Linked DNA regions of Mus musculus: regions 1 and 3 are each linked to region 2. A link is a loop called in an ENCODE intact Hi-C map of the cell type or tissue named here. Cell type or tissue: heart. All regions are shown on one strand.

What was found. Hi-C counts contacts between places; a loop is a spot of excess contacts. Peaks named below come from ENCODE experiments on the same cell type or tissue, not always from the same donor. Only the 100,000 strongest peaks of a DNase experiment are listed, where the experiment ranks them.
Region 1: it touches region 2 in a loop (7-fold over the local background); 3 of 42 quality-filtered maps call a loop at or near these places.
Region 3: a loop joins it to region 2, with 2.5 times the contacts of the local background. A loop is called at or near these places in 4 of 42 quality-filtered maps.

The regions. Positions count from the first base shown.
Region 1 is chr6:134,564,817-134,567,316 of GRCm38, forward strand. Lrp6 (low density lipoprotein receptor-related protein 6) reads right to left here and starts at 2,097. Exons shown (of 23, transcript NM_008514.4): 1 at 1,827-2,097. The coding sequence starts at 1,881. In heart, a CTCF peak has its summit at 1,223; DNase peaks (open chromatin) are centred at 1,205, 2,175 and 2,405; H3K4me3 peaks cover 2,500 bases; H3K27ac peaks cover 1,739 bases.
Region 2 is chr6:134,424,092-134,426,591 of GRCm38, forward strand. All of the region lies in intron 3 of Bcl2l14 (BCL2-like 14 (apoptosis facilitator)), which reads left to right. Among named protein-coding and RNA genes, the nearest start is that of 4933406J09Rik, 22 kb to the left of the region's middle. In heart, a CTCF peak has its summit at 1,219 (motif pointing right); a DNase peak (open chromatin) is centred at 1,530; H3K27ac peaks cover 284 bases; H3K27me3 peaks cover 230 bases.
Region 3 is chr6:134,946,471-134,948,970 of GRCm38, forward strand. All of the region lies in intron 1 of Lockd (lncRNA downstream of Cdkn1b), which reads left to right. Among named protein-coding and RNA genes, the nearest start is that of Lockd, 19 kb to the left of the region's middle. In heart, a CTCF peak has its summit at 1,142 (motif pointing left); a DNase peak (open chromatin) is centred at 1,151.

The DNA of each region.
Region 1 (2,500 bases), 140 kb after region 2:
TGGGAAACCAAGGGTGACTGTCACTTATAACAGAGGCTAACAGTGCCAAGAAGTGAAGAAACTTTAAATTAGGAATCGTTTACACCAAAAAGACAGTTTCAGTTGGAATGATATATGCTCACAATTAAATAATGCTAAACAGAAAAACAAAGACCTCCTTAGCATTATTGTATTACATTTAAATAAGCTCCACTTCGGACAGTTACCTCTTCTTGATCTTGTTACACACAATATCATGCTTCACCATCTCTAAACCAAACTCATGCATGAATCTACTCAACTCTAGGCTCAAACCTGTTATCAAAATAAACAAACAGTCCTATGTCCCCTCTAAGAATGGCAGCTGGACTTTCAGGCGCTAAAGCCATCAGAAGTCACAGATTTAGACTTTCCCAACTCTAAATCAATCCACTAGTTCTACATTTTAACTCTTATGAACTTGTCAATCATATTCACATGTTAATAACAACTTTCTCACAGCTACAGCAAAATCTTTCAATGTAGAGTTTACTATAACAAAATAAACACTTGATTATTAAATCTCTTGAGTAATAACATTGAGTTCTCTGCCATGGAAATTAAAACAGCAATTATCTTTCTGGTATTTGCAAAAAGGACTAGACAATTCGGGATACGCTTATTTTTAGAAAATGGTGGGGGGGTTTTAAGGCAAATAGTCTTATTCAAATACACACATGCATAGATGATAGGCTGTCCCATTTACATCATAAGATTGTTAGTTACTATCCTACTTTGCAAACTTCCATACTTCTGACGGACTTAAACGTTGAGCTTGTTAAATTAATAACTAAGAATCCCAGAGAGGTCCCATTAACTGGCACAGGTAAGTTAACAAAAGCGAACAACAAGATACGGCGTCAAACAGCACCTCAATTCTTGCACAGGCAACACTCTCCATGGCACCAGCCCCCATCGCTCATCAACTGAAGACCAGTCGACAAGGTTTCCATTGCAAACTGTCACACAACAAAAAGTCAGGACGTACGTCTCAGCCTCACAGTCCAAATTCAAAACACCACAGAGCCACTACGTTTAAGCGATTCCCATAGCAAATTACCCAGGGCATTCTCTGTTATTTACTAAAGTGCCAAGCAGTTCCCAGGGGTGCCCAGCAAATGATAATTTAGTTCCCAGGATAGGCTCCTCGCCACACAAGGATGACTTCCCTACTTGGTGCCAACTGTACACTTGCACACTCCGCAAACAGGGGGCGAGTCCTGAATACCAGGGGTTACGAGGGCAACGTTTGTGTTTTTATTATGGGCTCAGATGATCCCGAATGCTGAAAAGCGCGACCTATCACCCTAGAGTCAATTTCCAACTGTGCTCTCACCCAGGACCATTCTATCCCCGCGGAAGACAATTATTAGTTGTAACAAGGCCTAGAGAGGGGAGAAGGAAAAAAAAAATAGTGGGGTTTAAAGAAGAAGAAAAAAGTTCACCTAAGAGACACGGGAAAGGTGAGCTCAGGCTTCGAGGGAGAGGGAGGTCAACACCAATGGTGCTGAAAGCGCAACTACAAAAGCCCCTTTCTGCCCCGAGTGCAGGCGAGCCGGGCACCGTCAGTCATTCCGATGGAGTGCGGGGGGCCAGGGGTCCCCCCGAGGCCCGCAGCTTTGTCCGGCGGCGCCGCGGGGCCGGCCAGGGGTGTGCGCGGCGGCCGGGCGCGGCCCCCGACCGCGGGCCCCTTCCTCGCGCGGCTCCCCAGCGCCAGGCCTCTGTCCCCGCCGCTGTCCCCGCCACCTCCCCTCCCCCTCCCGGGACCCCGGCAACTTTTCCCCCGGCCTCGCCTCGCTTCGCCTCACCTCTCAGCAGCACGCAGAAGCTGCAGGCCAGGAGGCTCCTCAGCACGGCCCCCATCTTCCCCCCACCACCGCGCGCGCTCGCGGCCCTCACCGGCGCCCGGCGGCCAGGGGACGCGCGGGCGAGGAGCCGGGGCGGCCGCCGCAGCGGCGGGTCTGCACGCTCATGCTTTCCGCGGCCGCGAGAAGAAAGAAAAGGGCGCACGTCAGGGCTCTAGCGCGCCGCTCCGGCCCGGGCTCGCGCGACGCCAGCGCCTGCCCCCATGCCGCCGCCTCCTCCCGCGGCGCCCCACGTCCCCCGCGCGGCGCCTCATTCAGCCTCTTCCTCTCGCAGCGGCGCAGGGATCCGCCGCGGGGCCGCCGCCGTCTCCCTGCGCGCCCGACTCCCCCCACCCCCGTCCTCAGCGCGCCGCGGCCGGACCCCGGGAGCCGCGACCGCCGCGCGCGCCGACTCCCCGGAGAGCCCCCGCGGGTTGAGCCTCGCGAGCCCCCGCACGCTGCGGGGATAAGGTCTTCCCGAGGCGCATTCCGATGGGATTCTTTCCCCGGGCGGCGGAGGGCGTGAGGCGACGTCGGCCGACACTGGGGCCGGCGTGGTCGGGACTACTTTCTGCGTCCCGGCCCGTCGCCGCCCGCGCCGCTCTTTGTGCGCCCGGCCGCCGAGCCAGGTGGAGCTG
Region 2 (2,500 bases):
CACTCTCCTTCCTTGTGTGTGCCAAGAGGCTGGCCTCCTCTTACCTGCTGAAGATAGAGGCCTTTCCACTTCTTTAATTTCCGCCGTAACCACCCACTTTCCCCAAGGAGGGAAGGGTGGGAGGGGATGGTGGCAGTAGGGGTTTTCTGGCTCTGTGATGGTAAAGAAGCTTGCTTTGAGAGAGAAGGCACCTTAGCCAGGGCAGAGGCTTTGCCTCTTCCTGGGCCAGTTCACCTCTGGGGAGCCTGGGTACTGTGTTTACACCCATATACTGGAGAGTCACACCCTCTCCTACTTCTTCCGGTTGATGGAAAGACCAAAGAGAAGAGCCAGATGATGGAGGCAGGACTTTCAAGGGTTCATGGCCAGCCTTGGCTATATAGTGAGATGAATGCCAACCTGGGCTACATGAGACCCTGTCTTAAACAACAAATAAACAAACAATGGAAAGAGGGAGAAAGAGAAAGGGAAGGAAGGAGAAGGGAGAGAAGAGAAAAGAGAGGGGGCAGTGGGAAGAGGCATGAGAGGAGTAACAGGGATGAAGAGGGAAGGAAGAAGGGAGGGAGGGAGGGAGGGAAAGAATAAAGGAAGGAAGGTAGGAAGGAAAGAAGGAAAGAAAGACACTCAGGCAAAGAGATAGAAGCAGATAGGTTTTCAGTTGAACACACTGGCTCATACCTGCCGTCCTCAGCATTCAGAAAGAAAAGCATGGCCAGTTCTAGGCTAGCCTGGGGTACTTAACAAGTTGGAGGCCAGCTTAGGGTTATACTGTAAGATTGTCTTGGAAAACTGAAAAGAAACAAAATACTTTTCAGAACATAAGCCACCGGGCTGGAGAGATGGCTCAGCAGTTAAGAGCACTGCTGCTCTTCCAGAGGTCCTGAGTTCAAATCCCAGCACCCATGTGCTAGCTCACAAAGTGTGTAACTATAGTCCCATGGGATCCGATGCCATCTTCTGGTATGCGTGCAGACAATCTTTTAAAAAGGGAAGTTTTTCAAAAAATGTAAACTATTCTTTTTTTAAAAAAACTGATAAAGTCTTCCCTTGTTAGGAAAAAAGAAATTGTACTATCACTGAGGGCTTTACCTCCACCCACTTTACCACCACTGAAGTGCCCTTTACCTCAGCAGACGCTTCTCCCGCCATCCCACCCACTCCCACCTCAGCAGAGCCCCTTCCTGCCAGGTTTGTTGGGCCTAGGAAACTTGTCCATAGTTAGTCAGCAGATGGCAGTAACGGCTCAGTTTTAAAGGGCTGTGATCATTCTAAGTTGGAATCAGCCCTGCATGGACATGGATGGCTCCAAACCAGCCTGTGACCAAGGGAACTTCTTCAGTTAGACTGCGAGGATGCAGGCTCCTAAGAATACGCAGAACCCATCACTCAAGAGGCAGTGAGACTTTGTGGCGGACACACTGCCTGAACCACACGAAGCCATCTTCTCAGATTTGTTCATCTGCTTCTAAATGCACGGGTGGCTGAGGCCACAGCAAGAGGGGTTCCGCCCTCCTCTCCTGCCCTGTCTTCCCACGCATGCGTCAGCAACTGTGGATCAGAGCTGGAGGCCCCAATGACCTGGCTTTAGGGGTCACTGTGGCCTGCACAGAGACAGGAAGTTTCCACAGCCTTCCTTCCGCATTTCCTAGAGGAAATGACAAAAGTATTGTTTGGCTTTCCCTCCTAACTTTTCAAAAGAAATCACTCACATCATCTCCTCCCCTTTTAGAAAGAAGAAAAATAAATTTCAGATGAGATTAAGAATAAAAACTAAATTTGAGAGAGTGGGTTTATTGGCTAAATTGTATCTTAGGCTTAATAACCATATATTACAATGTATATAACCATAATACAGAGAGGTTTTTGTTTTAAGATTTATTTATGTATGAGTACACTGTCACTGTCTTCAGACACACCAGAAGAGGGCATTGGATCCCATTACAGATGGTTGTGAGCCACTATGTGGTTGCTGGGAATTGAACTCAGGACTTCTGGAAGAGCAGCCAGTGCTGAGCCATCTCTCCAGCTCCCATAATACATAGTTTTATGCATATCTAATTATATGTTGGATGTTCTGAAGAACATATTCTACAGGGCTGTGGAGATTCTAGATATCATATCTCCATTCAAGTAGAAAGAAAAGAGAAAGGCAGAGATGGCTTTCTTTCTAGATTATTCTAGATTATTTGGATATGTGTGTATATATATATATATATATACAAATATACATATATGTATGTATGTATGGGTTTATTTACTACTTATTTGAGATAGGACCTCGCTATGTAGCCAAGACTAACCCCTACCTCTTGACCCACCCCCATCATTAATTACTGTGAATGAATGCTCTTCTCCAAATACAGTATGATTACACTCAGCTACTCCACTTGGGACCAAACACAGAACCACTTCAAGTTCCTACAGTGAGCTGATTGGTGGAACACCAGTGACTACCCAACAAGTCAGCCAAGTACCTGCCTGCTCTACCCCGCCTTCCCCA
Region 3 (2,500 bases), 520 kb after region 2:
AAAAAAGACTCATTTTCTTTAAAGAACCAGCATAAAAAAAAAACTTCAGTGTGTGTGTGTGTGTGCGCGCGCGCGCGCGTGCGCGCACGCACACGCACACACACACACACACACACACACACACACACACACACACACACACACACACACACACACAAGCACTTGAACGTGTGCCAAGGCCAGAAAATAACTTGGAGAATCAGTTCGCTTCCACCGTGTGCGTTCTGGGGCTTGAACTCACGTCATCAGGCTTGGCAGCAAGCATCGTTACCTTCCGAGGATCCTCTAGACTCTCAGCAGCTTTTTTTGTTTTCTTATTTCTGTGTGTGTGTGTGTGTGTGTGTGTGTGTGTGTGTGTGTGTGTGTGTTTAAACTATTTTATGTGTTTGAGTGTTTGCCTACATGTATGTTATGTGCACGTCTTGCATGTGGAGATAAGAAAGGGATGTGGGACACCCTGGAACTGGAGATGTGCGTGGTTGTGAGCTACCCCACGAGGAGGAATCACAGTCAGGTCCTCTTTGAGAACACCAAGCGCTCTGAACCACCGAGCCATCTCTCTAGCCCTTATTTCTGTCTTTTGTTCGTCTGTTTGTTTTTGGTTTTTTGAGATAAAGTCTAATGTAGCTCAGGTTAGTTTTAAATTACCTAGGAAGTAGAGGCTGGCCTTGAAATTTTAACTTCCGGTTTCAACCTCCAAGCAGCTAGTATCATAGGTGCGTGCCATTCACACCCACCCACGGTTCATTCTCAATCTCTCTCTCTCTCTCTCTCTCTCTCTCTCTCTCTCTCTCTCTCTCTCTCTCTCTCTCTCTCTCTCTCTCTCTCTCTCTCTCTCTCTCTCTCTCTCTCTCTCTCTCTCTCTCTCTCTCTCTCTCTCTCTCTCTCTCTCTCTCTCTCTCTCTCTTCCTTCTTGTTTTAAAGTTATTGACCATTATTAGCTTCGGGGCAAGGTCTCACTAGTCACCCAGGCTAGCCTTCAGCTTTGTCCTCTTGTTTCGGCTTTCTCCCAAGTGTGTGTGGGGGGGGGGATAATAAAAATGAGCAACCCAGGGATTTTTGTTGTTGTTGACTTGTTATTTTGGAACTTGAAGATTAGCAAAGAGAGCCCTCTGCTGGCCAAAGTGGCACAGTGACCAAAGTTGATCCGAGGCTAGGCCAAAAGTTGCCGCGGGCCAGATCAGCTGTCTTTGGGTTTTTCAGTTAACAACTTAATATTTTTCTGTTCATTTCTTCAGCTGTCAACCCAGGTTTGTTTGGAGCTCGTGAATGTGATCTCTGATCCCCAACTCAGTCCCCGCTCTCACCTCCACCATTCATGTGTAGTTGAAGATGACTCTAAACTTCCAGTCTTTCTGCCTCCACCTCCAAGTGTTAGGGTTCCACGGGGTGAGCCCCCTACCCCCGCGCCAGTTTTCTGTAGTGCGGGGGAGGCAGAGTTTTGTGCATGCTAGACAAGCACTCTACTGACGGGGGGCTAAATCCTAGTCTCCCACTGCAGAGTCTTCCATGTTTAGGAAAAGAAGTTTTTATTGGGTGTGGTAGCTCACGCCTGTAATTCCAGGCACTTGGAAGACTGATGTGGAAGATTGAATGGATTTCAGGCCAGCCTGGGCTACATAGTTAGGTACAAGCCAGCTTGGGCTACAGAGTAAGACCCCCCCCCCCAACCCCCGACTCCTGCCCCGGGAATGTCGAAAAACAAACTCCAAAAAAAGAGCTGGGCATGGTGGCATGGTGGTGGTGCACAGATTTAATCCTAGCAGTTAGGAGGTGGAAGCTGGCGTCTATCCTCTCAAAAAAAAAAAAAAGAAGAGAGGGAGACAGAGAAAGAGAAAAGTTAAAAGTCTTACCTTTTATACTTCTTGAAACTAAAAACTGTGGGCCCAACCTTGAAATAACTCCTACATCTTATCACCTGTTTCCATTTTCTGCCGCCCCTCCCCCCACTGTCCTGCCCCCCCCACACACACACATTGCCCTCTCCCCACTCTGTCCTGCCTCCCTCCTCTGCTCTGCCTCCCACCCACCCCCAACGCGCGCCCCGCCTCCCCTTTCCAAGCAAGACAAAATAAAACCAATCTTCACTCAAAAGAATGATGGGATGGAAAGCTAGCTGGAGGGAAGTGGCCGCTTATCTCCTGCAGATCCCCAGCTGAATGCCAGCGCTGGGGCCCAGTCTGCTGTACACCTGAGAAACGTTGAGCTCGCTTCTCATGTCCCTGGCTGAGTTGTGGACCGTGGGAAAGAGGGCGCACAATGGGGGAGTGCTGGCTGCTTATCTAGAGGAGAAAGGGGATGTCTCCTGGGGACCTTCCATGGAGGCTTGGCAACAATGCGTTGCTCTTGTGTGATTGCACTGAGAACTTCCCTGCCCGTTGCGTTTTTTTTTTTTTTTTCTCCCCTGAAACAAAAATCTTATGTAGACCAGGCTGGCCTATACCTCTCAATCCTTCTACTTCTAAAGAATATAGGCATGTGCTACCTCGCACTCCCAACT